Regions from separate parts of the Homo sapiens genome. Here region 1 is linked to region 2. A link is an interaction called in ENCODE POLR2A ChIA-PET data of the cell type or tissue named here. Cell type or tissue: MCF 10A. All regions are shown on one strand. Each heading gives the region's core, and the rest is flanking DNA. Links, peaks and the distances in the headings are about the cores only.

Region 1 (5,381 bases), core at 158-5,157, 120 kb after region 2:
GCAAGTAAGTTATTTATGAGTGTTCTTATCACCAGGTACGACTTAAATCTAATTTGTCTACCATATGATCTGTTATTGCACTTTTGGTTGGTTCATTATACTGTAACACTTTGGTGTTAGAAGAATCAATCAACTCCAAGTGGAAGCCTATTTTCCCTTCTCCAAAGTGAGGCCAACATGGCTGTTTCCCTCTTTGTGACCTGCCTGGCTGCCGCCAATGCGAGGCACTCATAATGGCATGGTTACAGGCAGGAACCACATCTCTCTACTGCATGCCTCAGTAACATTATCCCTAATTAAAAAAAAATGGTACTGTTATTGGGAGGGGTAGAAAAACAGGGAAGAGGAATTGATAAGAACACGGGTGGATACATGCACTTGCTACATAAATTGGAAGATTAACAGTGCACATTCTGATGACAGGTCAGCAGCATCATTTCCAAGATCACTGGATTTACCTTTGTCCATCTACTAACCACTCACAGTCAGTGACAAAGGAACAGGACTCAGATGAAAGGTTTCAATATTTGACACATGGCAACCAGCACCTTGCCATGTTGTCAGTGAGAAAGCTGTCTAAGTTGATTCAAGCTATTACTCACAGATACGCCAGGACTCAGGGAAGGGCATGTTGGGTCAGTGACGTTACGGCCTTCTCCTTGGTATTCCACCAGGACATCTGATCGCCAGGTCAAGTTACTGGCACCTCTCTAGAAAGAAGAGCAAGTGGAATTTCTGTGATGCACATAGACTATGATAAAGATCACAAAGTAATTGACTGCTAAAGGGGACCTGGGAGTCAAAAGTAATTGGACTGTTCATTCAGTAACTAAAGGGAATGACTAAAACAGGTACATATGAAAGCTACTGAGCAGTATGTTTGGTAGTTAAGGGCCTTTACAAACGATGGTGAAATGCTTTGAAAATTTAATAGTTCCTTCCCAAGGCTACTTCTGTGAATCAGGTCAGGAATGGAACCTGACAAGGTAGCTAAGCAAGAATCAAAGTCACAGTGCAAGTTGCTGAAAGTCCAGACTAGAATAAATAATACTGTCATATGCTCTATGTAAGAACTGTTTTAAGCTCAGACTAAGAAACTTATAACCTAATAGACACAAGGACAATAAAGAAATATTCCACAGACTTGTGTGCTAAAGACTGTAACAGGTTCAAAGCACCTCTTGATGGTCAGAATGAAGGTATAGTACATTAATTCACTCACTTTTCAATGTACATTCATGGTGTGGAAGGAAAGAAGTGGCAGCATTTGAAAGCAGCAAGTTTAAGACACAAATGGTGAAAGGAGAAAGAATCTAGGAACGGGAGCAAGTTTTAGATTCAAAGAGCATGAATATAGGTTGAACGCAGACCACTTAGATGTGTGGCTTCCTGAAACACAGCTTTCAGACAAGGAAGCAGTGCACAGTGAGGGTGGAGAGGCAGGCTGGTACCACACAGGAAAAGGCCCTGAACATCATGCTGCCCAGGCTTGTCCTATAAAGAACAGCAGGTGATGGGAAATCATAGGAGGTTTTTGAGCAGGGAGGTAACACAATCAAGGCAGTGATTTAGAAAAGTCAGCTTAGTGGCAGAATCTAGAGACAGAAACTGCAGTATTCATAACAGTCAAAAAGTGGAAAGACAGGAAGACCAGGTTAGAAGCTGCTCTTAAAATGGTCAAAGTCTGGTTGGGAGCTTGGAGATGCAGAATCTCAGGTCCTACTCTAGCTCTAATAAGCCAAAGCCTGCATTTAGTAAGAACTCTTGGTGATTTCCACGCATAGTAAAAATCTGAGCAGCACTGCTCTAAAAAAGTGGTTCTTAAAATGTGGTTCCCAGGACAAGCAGCATCACCTGGAAACTTGTCACAAATGCAAATTCTTAGTTCCTAACGTAGGTAGACAGCAACCTGGGTTTTAGCAAGTCCCACAGGCAATTCTGGGGAATGCCTGTTTGAGAATCACTGCTCTAAAGAATGCTAAATGTGGGTGAGTACAGTGGGGAATGGGTAACGGCTTGTGCAAGGCCTTGAATGCCGCAGCCACCTGAAAAGGAGGAGTTAGAGATAGGAATTATTTCCTAACTTGTTGTTCTACAATGAAACTTGAACAATCCTGTGCGGCTCAGGATCTCAGAAATCATGAGTCACTGGAGACTTAAAAAGCTCATGCTGGCTGGGCACGGTGGCTCACGCCTGTAATCCCAGCACTTCGTGAGGCCGAGGTGGGTGGATCACCTGAGGTCAGGAGTTCGAGACTAGCCCGACCAACATGGTGAAACCCCGTCTCTACTAAAAAATACCAAAAAACTAGCTGGGCATGGTGGCACACACCTGTGGTCCCAGCTACTTGGGAGGCTGAGGCAGGATAATTGCTTGAACCCGGACGGCAGAGGTTGTGGTGAGCCGAGATTGCACCACTGCACCCCAGCCTAGGTGACAGAGCGAGACTCTGTCTCGGAAAAAACAAACAAACAAACCTCATGATGCTGCCAAACCTGAGCCATGGAAGCCAGAAGGTGGAATTGAGTGAACTGTCAGAATTGAGTGAACTTCAAAATCCCACCCTTGAATGTCAAAGTGTCCAGAGGAGAAAAGAGCACCTGAGAAGTCTAGATCAGTGGTTCCTGAACTTTGCTGCATATTAAAATCACCAGGGAAACTTGAAAAATCCCAAGGGATTCTATCTCATGCCAATTAAATCAGAATCTCTAGGGGTGAGGCCCAGGCATTAGTATTTTAGTTTCCGAGTGATTCTGATGTCTGACCAAATTTGAGACTCATGGTCTGTAGGAGTTGTTAAACTTTTTTTGTAAAAGGCCACAGAGTAAATACTTAGGCTCCTGGCTATACAATCTCTGTCACATCTACTCAGGTAGCAGGGAAGCAGCCATCAACAATACATAAATGAATGAGTGTGGCTGTATTCTGATATAACTTTATTTACAGAAACGGGGGTGCGCTAGATTTGGCCCACAGGTTGTAGTCTGCCAACTGCTAGTCCAGCAGAACTTTCTGGCTGAAACATTCTCGATCTTTGCTGTTCAATATGATGGCTACTGAGCACATGATGTGCAGCTAGTGCAACCGAAGAACTGAATTTCATTTTTAATTCAAATAGCCACACATGGCTAATTAACTGTTCTAATACATCAGTATTTCATCGGAATAGCCTCCAAAAACAAAACATGAACAAGGAAAAGAACCACATCTTAGGTGGCACTTAGAGAACTGTGCAGAGAAATTATACACAACATAATGATTTTTACCCCTAGAGTGAATCAGTTTTTTTTCTAATTAGAAATAAACTTAATGCCGGGTGCAGTGGCTCATGCCTGTAATCCCAGCACTTTAGGAGGCCAAGGAGGGGGGATCACGAGGTCGGGAGATCGAGACCATCCTGGCTAACACGGTGAAACCCTGACTCTACTAAAAGTACAAAAAATTAGCCGGGCCTGGTGGCAGGTGCCTGTAGTCCCAGCTACTCGGGAGGCTGAGCCAGGAGAATGGCGTGAACCAGGGAGGCGGAGCTTGCAGTGAGCTGAGATCATGCCACTGCACTCCAACCTGGGCGACAGAGCTAGACTCTGTCTCAAAAAAAAAAAAAAAAAAAAAAAAAAGAAATAAACATAATAAGGTACAAAGTATAAGACTTGTATGAAAAGTTAAAAGACGTAAAATTTCCTCTAACTGATCTATAGGTTAAATGCAATTCCAACCAAAAGCCAACATTTTTCAGATAATCTGAAAAGCTGATTCTAAAGTTTATGTATGTGGAAGACACGGGCTAGGATCCCCATGAGGACAATAAGCAGAGAGGTATGCCTATGCAAATTGAGATTTAGTTACACAGCTTTATAAGACAAAATCATATTGGCACAGGGATGGACAGATTCGTGGAGCAAAAAAAGACAACTGAGTATCTATAGAGAAAAAAAAAAAGAAACTGAATCCCTGACTCCTATCTTACAAGAAAATAAATTTTAGATACATCAAGGACTTGGATGTAAGAGGCAGAGCTATAAAACTTTTAGGAGAAAATATAGGAGAATAGCTTTCTGGCTTCAAAGTTTAGAAGCATCTTTATAAATACACAAAGGACACTAAACATTAAAAGAAACAATATATACCTTCAATTCTTGGAGTGCAGTGGTGTGATCTCTGCTCACTACAACCTCCACCTGCTTGGCTCAAGCGATCCTGCTACCTCAGCCTTCCAAGTAGTTGGGACTACAGATGCACACCATCATGCCTGGCTAATTTTCTGTATTTTTTGTAGAGACTGGGTCTTGCCATGTTGCCCAGGCTGGTCTTGAACTCCTGGACTCAAGAGATCAGCCTGCCTTAGCCTCCCAAATTGCTGGGATTACAGGTGTGAGCCACTGCACCTGGCTCCCATATCTTAATACATGGAAAAGACAAGTCATAATAAGGAGACTATGATACGCAAAAATGCAGAGGCATTTCTCAAGGGAAGAAACACAAAAAGGCATAAATGAAAAGTGATTCCCTGATCAATAACACAATAAAAAAAAAAAACTGGGCAAAGGATTGGAATATGAACACATCTCCAAAGAAGCTATACAAATGGCTGACAAACACATGATGAAATGCTAACCACCAATAGTCAGCAGGGAAATACAAATCAAAACCACAATGAGATACTACTTCACACCTACTACAATATAATAATCACAAAGACAGATAATAGCAAGTATTGGCTCCCACCCGTAATCTCAGCACTTTGGGAGGCTGAGGGGGGAGGATATTTTTTTTTTTCTTAAAATCTTGGAAAACAAGGGAGGTTCTCTTGAGCCCAGGAGTTCGAGATCACCCTGAGCAATGTAGGGAGACCTCATTTCTACTATTAAAAAAAAAAAAAAAATTAGCCAGACGTGGTAGCCAGCAACTGCAGTCCTAGCTACTGGGGAGGCTGAGGTGGGAGGATCCTCTGAGCGTAGGAGACTGAGGCTGCAGTGAGCTGTGATTGGCAACACTGCACTCCAGCCTGGGTGACAGCACAAGACCCCATCTCAAAAACAAACAAAACCATTACAACTGCATTATTCATAATAGCCAAAAAGTGGAAACAGCCCAAATATCTGATGAATGGATAAATAAAATGTGATATATTCACACACAGAATGTTATTCGGCAGTAAAACAGAAGAAGGTACTGACACGTTACAATGATATGATCCTTGAAAACACTATGCTCAGTGAAAAAACCAGTTACAAGGGGCCACATATTATGTAATTTCATTTATATGAAAAGTTCAGAACAAACAAATCTATACAGACGTAAAGAAGATTCATGGTGGGAATGGGAGCAACAGATCTAATCAATTCCCTGCACCACAATTTAATCAATTCTCTACTAGATA
Region 2 (5,381 bases), core at 250-5,249:
ATCCATCTCAAAACACACACAAACACACACAGACATACGCACACACATCACCACCAACTGCTCTTCAGGTTTTTGTCCCCCCTGTGGGCTTTCTTTCATTGGACATGAATAAACTAGTACTTTAATGAGCAAACTCATTAAACATACTGAGCAAACAGTATGTGTGTTTACTCGGTAAATTTCCCAACTATTTGAGGAACAACCTGCCTAATTAATTTTTAGTTTCAAATGCCCTTTGGGAGTCCTATATCTTTGCCAAAAAGATCCAAATGTTGAAGTTTGGATTTTGTTTTTTTTCTTTCTCATTTGAGGGAAGCTAGAATTCTCCACTGCTTCCATTCACCATATATGCATCATCTTTGTAGCGTGACTGAAAGAATTAACAAAAATTTTTAACTGTGACCTATATGTACGTAATAATAGTAAGTGGAAATTACCAACAGACATCTTAGACCCCAGTGGTTTTGTGTGGTTTTAGAATTTTTTATTTATGAAGCTATAACTTAGAGTTTTAAAACATTGTTACTATATTTGGTTTCTCAGGCTTAAATTGATTTCTGTCTTTTTCTGATTCGATTACTATGGGAAATCAGTTTTTAGATATAGAGGTGCTATATTGCTTTCTCCTTTCTTCAGTCTTCTCTTAATGTCATTGTAACCTTCCATAGTGCCCAAAACAGGGTCATATTCTATTTTTATCCATCTAGGCCTTATTTAAACTATTTTAGGCTGGGTGCAGTGGCTCATGTCTGTACTCCGAACACTTTGGGAGGCCACAGTAGGAGGACTGCTGGAGCTCAGTAGCTTGAGACCAGCCTGGGCAACACAGGCAGACCATGCCTCAATAAATAAATAAATAAATCAGCTGGGCATGGTGACACACGCCTGTAGTCCCAGCTACTCGGGAGGCTGAAGCAGAAGGATCAATTGAACCTGGGAGGTTGAAGCTATAGTGAGCCATGATCCTGCCACTGCACTCAGCCTAGGTGACAGAGTGAGACCTTGTCTTAAAAATATGTAATAAAAAATTTAAAAAATAGAAACCATTCTAGTAGTTATTGCTATTTCAAAACAAAATATTTTCTACAAAATTGTTCGTGAGAGTCTGCTTTACTACCATGACTTAAGTTTTCAGAAGCTTTAGGTCTGAGGCCCTGCTCTAACGCCATCATCTATGGATGAAGATCCTCATAGTATTAAAATGTAGTTGTTTAAAAAATTTCAATTACCATCTGCCTTTCAGTTTATTTTACTATAAAATTAAGAATATGACTGGGCTTGGCCTGTAACCCCAGCACTATGGGAGGCTGAGGTGGGTGGATTGCTAGAGCCCAGGAATTTGAGACCAGCCTGGGCAACATGGAGGGACCCCGTCTCTACAAAAAATTAGCTGGCGTGATGGTGCGTGCCTGTAGTCCCAGCTACTCAGGAGGCCGAGGTGGGAAGGTCCCTTGACCCTGGGAGGGGGAGGCTTCAGTGAGCTGTGATCAGGCCATTGCACTCCAGCCTGGGCAAGAGAGCAAGACTCTGTCTCTTAAAAATAATTAAGAAATATAAGGCCGGGTGCAGTGGATCATGCCTGTAATCCCCGCACTTTGGGAGGCCGAGGCGGGCAGATCACGAGGTCAGGAGATCAAGACCATCCTGGCTAACAAGGTGAAACCCCGTCTCTACTAAAAATACAAAAAATTAGCCGGGCGTGGTGGCGGGCGCCTGTGGTCCCAACTACTCGGGAGGCTGAGGCGGGAGAATGGGGTGAACCTGGGAGTCAGAGCTTGCAGTGAGCTGAGATCATGTCACTGCACTCCAGCCTGGGTGACAGAGCGACTTCGTCTCAGAAAAAAAAAAAAAAAAATTAAGAAATATTCCATGCATAGGCCAGGTGTGGTGGCTCACGTCTACAATCCTGGCATTTTGGGAGGTTGAGGTGGGAGGATTGGTTGAGCTCAGGAGTTTGAGACTAGCCTGGGAAACATAGTGAGACCTCATCTCTATTTTTTTTTTTTAAATATTATAACAGGGCCAGGCATGGTGGCTCACGCCTGTAATCCCAGCACTTTGGGAGGCTGAGGCGGGTGAATCATGAGGTCAGGAGATCGAGACCATCCTGGCCAACATGGTGAAACCCCATCTCTACTAAAATACAAAAAAAATTAGCTGGGCATGGTGGTGCACACCTGTAGTCCCAGCTACTCTGGAGGCTGAGACAGGGGAATTGCTTGAACCCGGGAGGCGGAGGTTGCAGTGAGCTAAGATCACGCCACTACACTCCAGCCTGGTGCCAGAGCGAGACTCCATCTCAAAAAAAAAAGAAAAAAGAAAAAAAAATGAAAAAAAGTCAGCTCGGAGCAGTGGCACACACAATCTGTAGTCCCAGCTATACACCACGCTGAGCCCAGGAGTTCGAGGCCAGCCTGGGCAACATAGTGAGATCCAATCTCTAAAAATGAAAAAAAGAAAGAAAGAAAGAGAAAACAGAAAGCCTCACAACTAAAGAAGGATTTCTCCCTATACTCTTTACTCTCCCAAACTCAGGGTGTAGGCCAGGCGTGGTGGCTCACGCCTGTAATCCCAGCACTTGGGAGGCCAAGGTGGGTGGATCACAAGGTCAGGAGTTTGAGACCAGCCTCGCCAACATGGTGAAACCACATCTCTACTAAAAATACAAAAATTAGCTGGGCGTGGTGGCAGGCACCTGTAATCCCAGCTACTTGGGAAGCTGAGGCAGGAGAATCGCTTGAACCTGGGAGGCGGAGGTTGCAGTGGACTGAGATCGTACTGCTGCACTTCAGTCTGGGTGACAGAGCAAAACTCTGTCTCAAAAAAAAAGAAAAAAAAAGAGTTGGGAGTGTAGCTCTTCAATTTATCTGTTTGGTTTCTTTAACTTTTTTTTTTGTTGTTGTTGTTGTTTGTTTCTTTATCTTTCAAAGGAGAAAGGTAATTATGACTTGGTCAGAGTAAGCATTAATGTCAAGGGCTTTGAGGGTCTGAGATACAAGGTAACATGATTATGATGATCAAGGATTTTTTCATCAGGTATATGCTTTCCCTTGGCCAGTTCTTATCACAGTAATGAGGAAATGCAGAAGCCTATGATGAAATTCACTTGGACACAGATACCGAACTATGGGGTTTATCTTGCAGTCCTCGTACCAGGTAGTGCCCTTTGCACAAAATATTTCAGCTCATTAGGTCCTAGATATGTTGGATGGACAAATCTAGTGATGGAAAAGCCATTTGCTTTTCTCCCCCACCTTGTCCTATAAACCGGGGTTACCTCCAGGCTCACAGGTAACACATCCTTTCCTTGATTATTGAGGATGTGCCCAAACATGGAAATACTATCCTTATACGTAATCATATTAGCTAACATCATGAGCTTTTATTATGTGCCAGGCACAATGTTTTGCATGTCTTAGTTTACTTAATCCCTTTAAGAATCCTATAAGGTAAGATTTTATTACCCTCCCTTTCCAGATGTAGAACTGAGGTTTAACCAGTTTAGATAATATGCTGTGGGTCACACCATCTGAGCCCACATTTGAACACAGGCAGTCTGATTTCCTTTTTTTTTTCTTTTTCTTTTTTGAGATGGAGTCTTGCTCTGTCGCCAGGCTGGAGTGCAGTGGCACGATCTTGGCTCACTGCAATGTCTGCCTCCTGGGTTCAAGCGATTCTCCTGCCTCAGCCTCCTGAGTAGCTGGGACTATAGGCATACGCCACCACGCCCAGCTCATTTTTGTATTTTTAGTAGAGATGGGGTTTCACCATGTGGGCCAGGATGGTCTCGATCTCCTGACCTCATGATCTGCCCACCTCAGCCTCCCAAAGTGCTCGGATTACAGGTTTTCTTTTTTTTTTTTTTTAGACAGGGTTTGACTCCGTTGCCCAGGCTGGAGTGCAGTGGCCTGATCATGGCTCACTGTAGCCTTGACCTCCCAGGCTCAAGCAATCCTCCCACCTCAGCCTCTTGAGTAGCTGGGACTACAGGCATACACCACCATGCCCGGCTAATTTTTGTATCTTTTGTAGAGACAGGGTTTCGTGATGTTGTCCAGGCTGGTCTCCAACTCCTGCGTTCAAGCTATCTGCCTGCCTCAGCCTCTCCAAATGGTAGGATTACAGGTGTGAGCCACTGTGCCCAGCCCAGGCTGATTTCTCACCCCACATACTTAACAACCAAACACATTGCCTTTCAGTTATTATACCATTTATTCCTGTCATTGCCATGAACAAAATGGAAGCAACCAGGGTGATAGTTGCAGCCAATAGGCACTGACCAAAGAGAACAGCCGCTGATTGTATCGGTTCAACTATTAAGAGCCTGTCCTCCAGCTACCAGGCTGATGTAACCAACTCTTTTTTTTTTTTTCTTTTGAGATGGAGTCTTGCTGTGTCGCCCAGGCTGGAGTGCAGTGGCGCGATCTCGGCTCACTGCAAGCTCCGCCTCCCGGGTTCACGTCATTCTCCTGCCTCAGCCTCCCGAGTAGCTGGGACTACAGGCGCCCGCCACCGTGCCCAGCTAATTTTTTGTATTTTTAGTACAGACGGGGTTTCACCGTGGTCTCGATCTCCTGACCTTGTGATCCGCCCGCCTCGGCCTCCCAAAGTGCCGGGATTACAGGCGTGAGCCACCGTGCCCGGCCATGTAACCAACTCCTATCATCTTTGAGTTTGTCATATATTTTTTTTTTAATTTATTTTATTTTATTTTTATTTTTTTTTTAGGCAGAGCCTTGCTCTGTTGCCCAGGCTGTAGTACAGTGGTGCCATCTCGGCTCACTGCAACCTCCACCTCCCTGGTTCAAGTGATTCTTCTGCCTCAGCCTCCTGAGTAGCTGGGATTGCAGGCACCCACCACATTCAGCTAATTTTTGTATTTTTTTTAGTAGAGATGGGGTATCACCATGTTGGCCGGGCTGGTCTTGAACTCCTGACCTCAGGTGATCTGCCTGCCTCAGCCTCCCAAAGTGCTGGGATTACAGGTGTGAGCCACCACACCCAGCCTGTCAGAATTTTTGAGAGAAATTTTAGAACATATTTTTTTTCCTTTTTAAAGCCAATTTAAATACCTCTGCTATGGGTTGCTTTTTTTTTTAAGGTAAGAAAATGAACTTTCTAAATTATCTTCAGGGGAACAACTTAGCAATCATTTAAAAACTCTTACTTCTTTTTCTATCTGTCTCTACTGATTCTACCAATGTCAATGGAGGAGAACAGAACGTGGCAGAAATATTATGAGAGATATGACTATTCCAGCAGGAACAAAATGATGGGAATATAGGATGATAACAGGTCAACTCAACTGGCTTAAACAAGGCAGTATCTAGGCCGGGCGTGGTGGCTCACGCCTGTAATTCCAGCACTTTGGGAGGCTGAGG

The links. Peaks named below come from ENCODE experiments on the same cell type or tissue, not always from the same donor. Only the 100,000 strongest peaks of a DNase experiment are listed, where the experiment ranks them.
Region 1: POLR2A ChIA-PET joins it to region 2 with 5 read pairs; 4 of 35 experiments call an interaction of 5 or more read pairs at or near these places.

What each region holds. Positions count from the first base shown.
Region 1 is chr12:64,722,404-64,727,784 of GRCh38, forward strand. GNS (glucosamine (N-acetyl)-6-sulfatase) reads right to left here. Exons shown (of 14, transcript NM_002076.4): 11 at 603-710. Among named protein-coding and RNA genes, the nearest start is that of GNS, 34 kb to the right of the region's middle. In MCF 10A, for the core only: no CTCF peak of the experiment used is centred there; a DNase peak (open chromatin) is centred at 2,118.
Region 2 is chr12:64,600,279-64,605,659 of GRCh38, forward strand. The region is part of intron 1 of RASSF3-DT (RASSF3 divergent transcript); the gene reads right to left. It also overlaps a transcript of RASSF3 not described here. Among named protein-coding and RNA genes, the nearest start is that of RASSF3-DT, 6.5 kb to the right of the region's middle. In MCF 10A, for the core only: no CTCF peak of the experiment used is centred there; no DNase peak of the experiment used is centred there.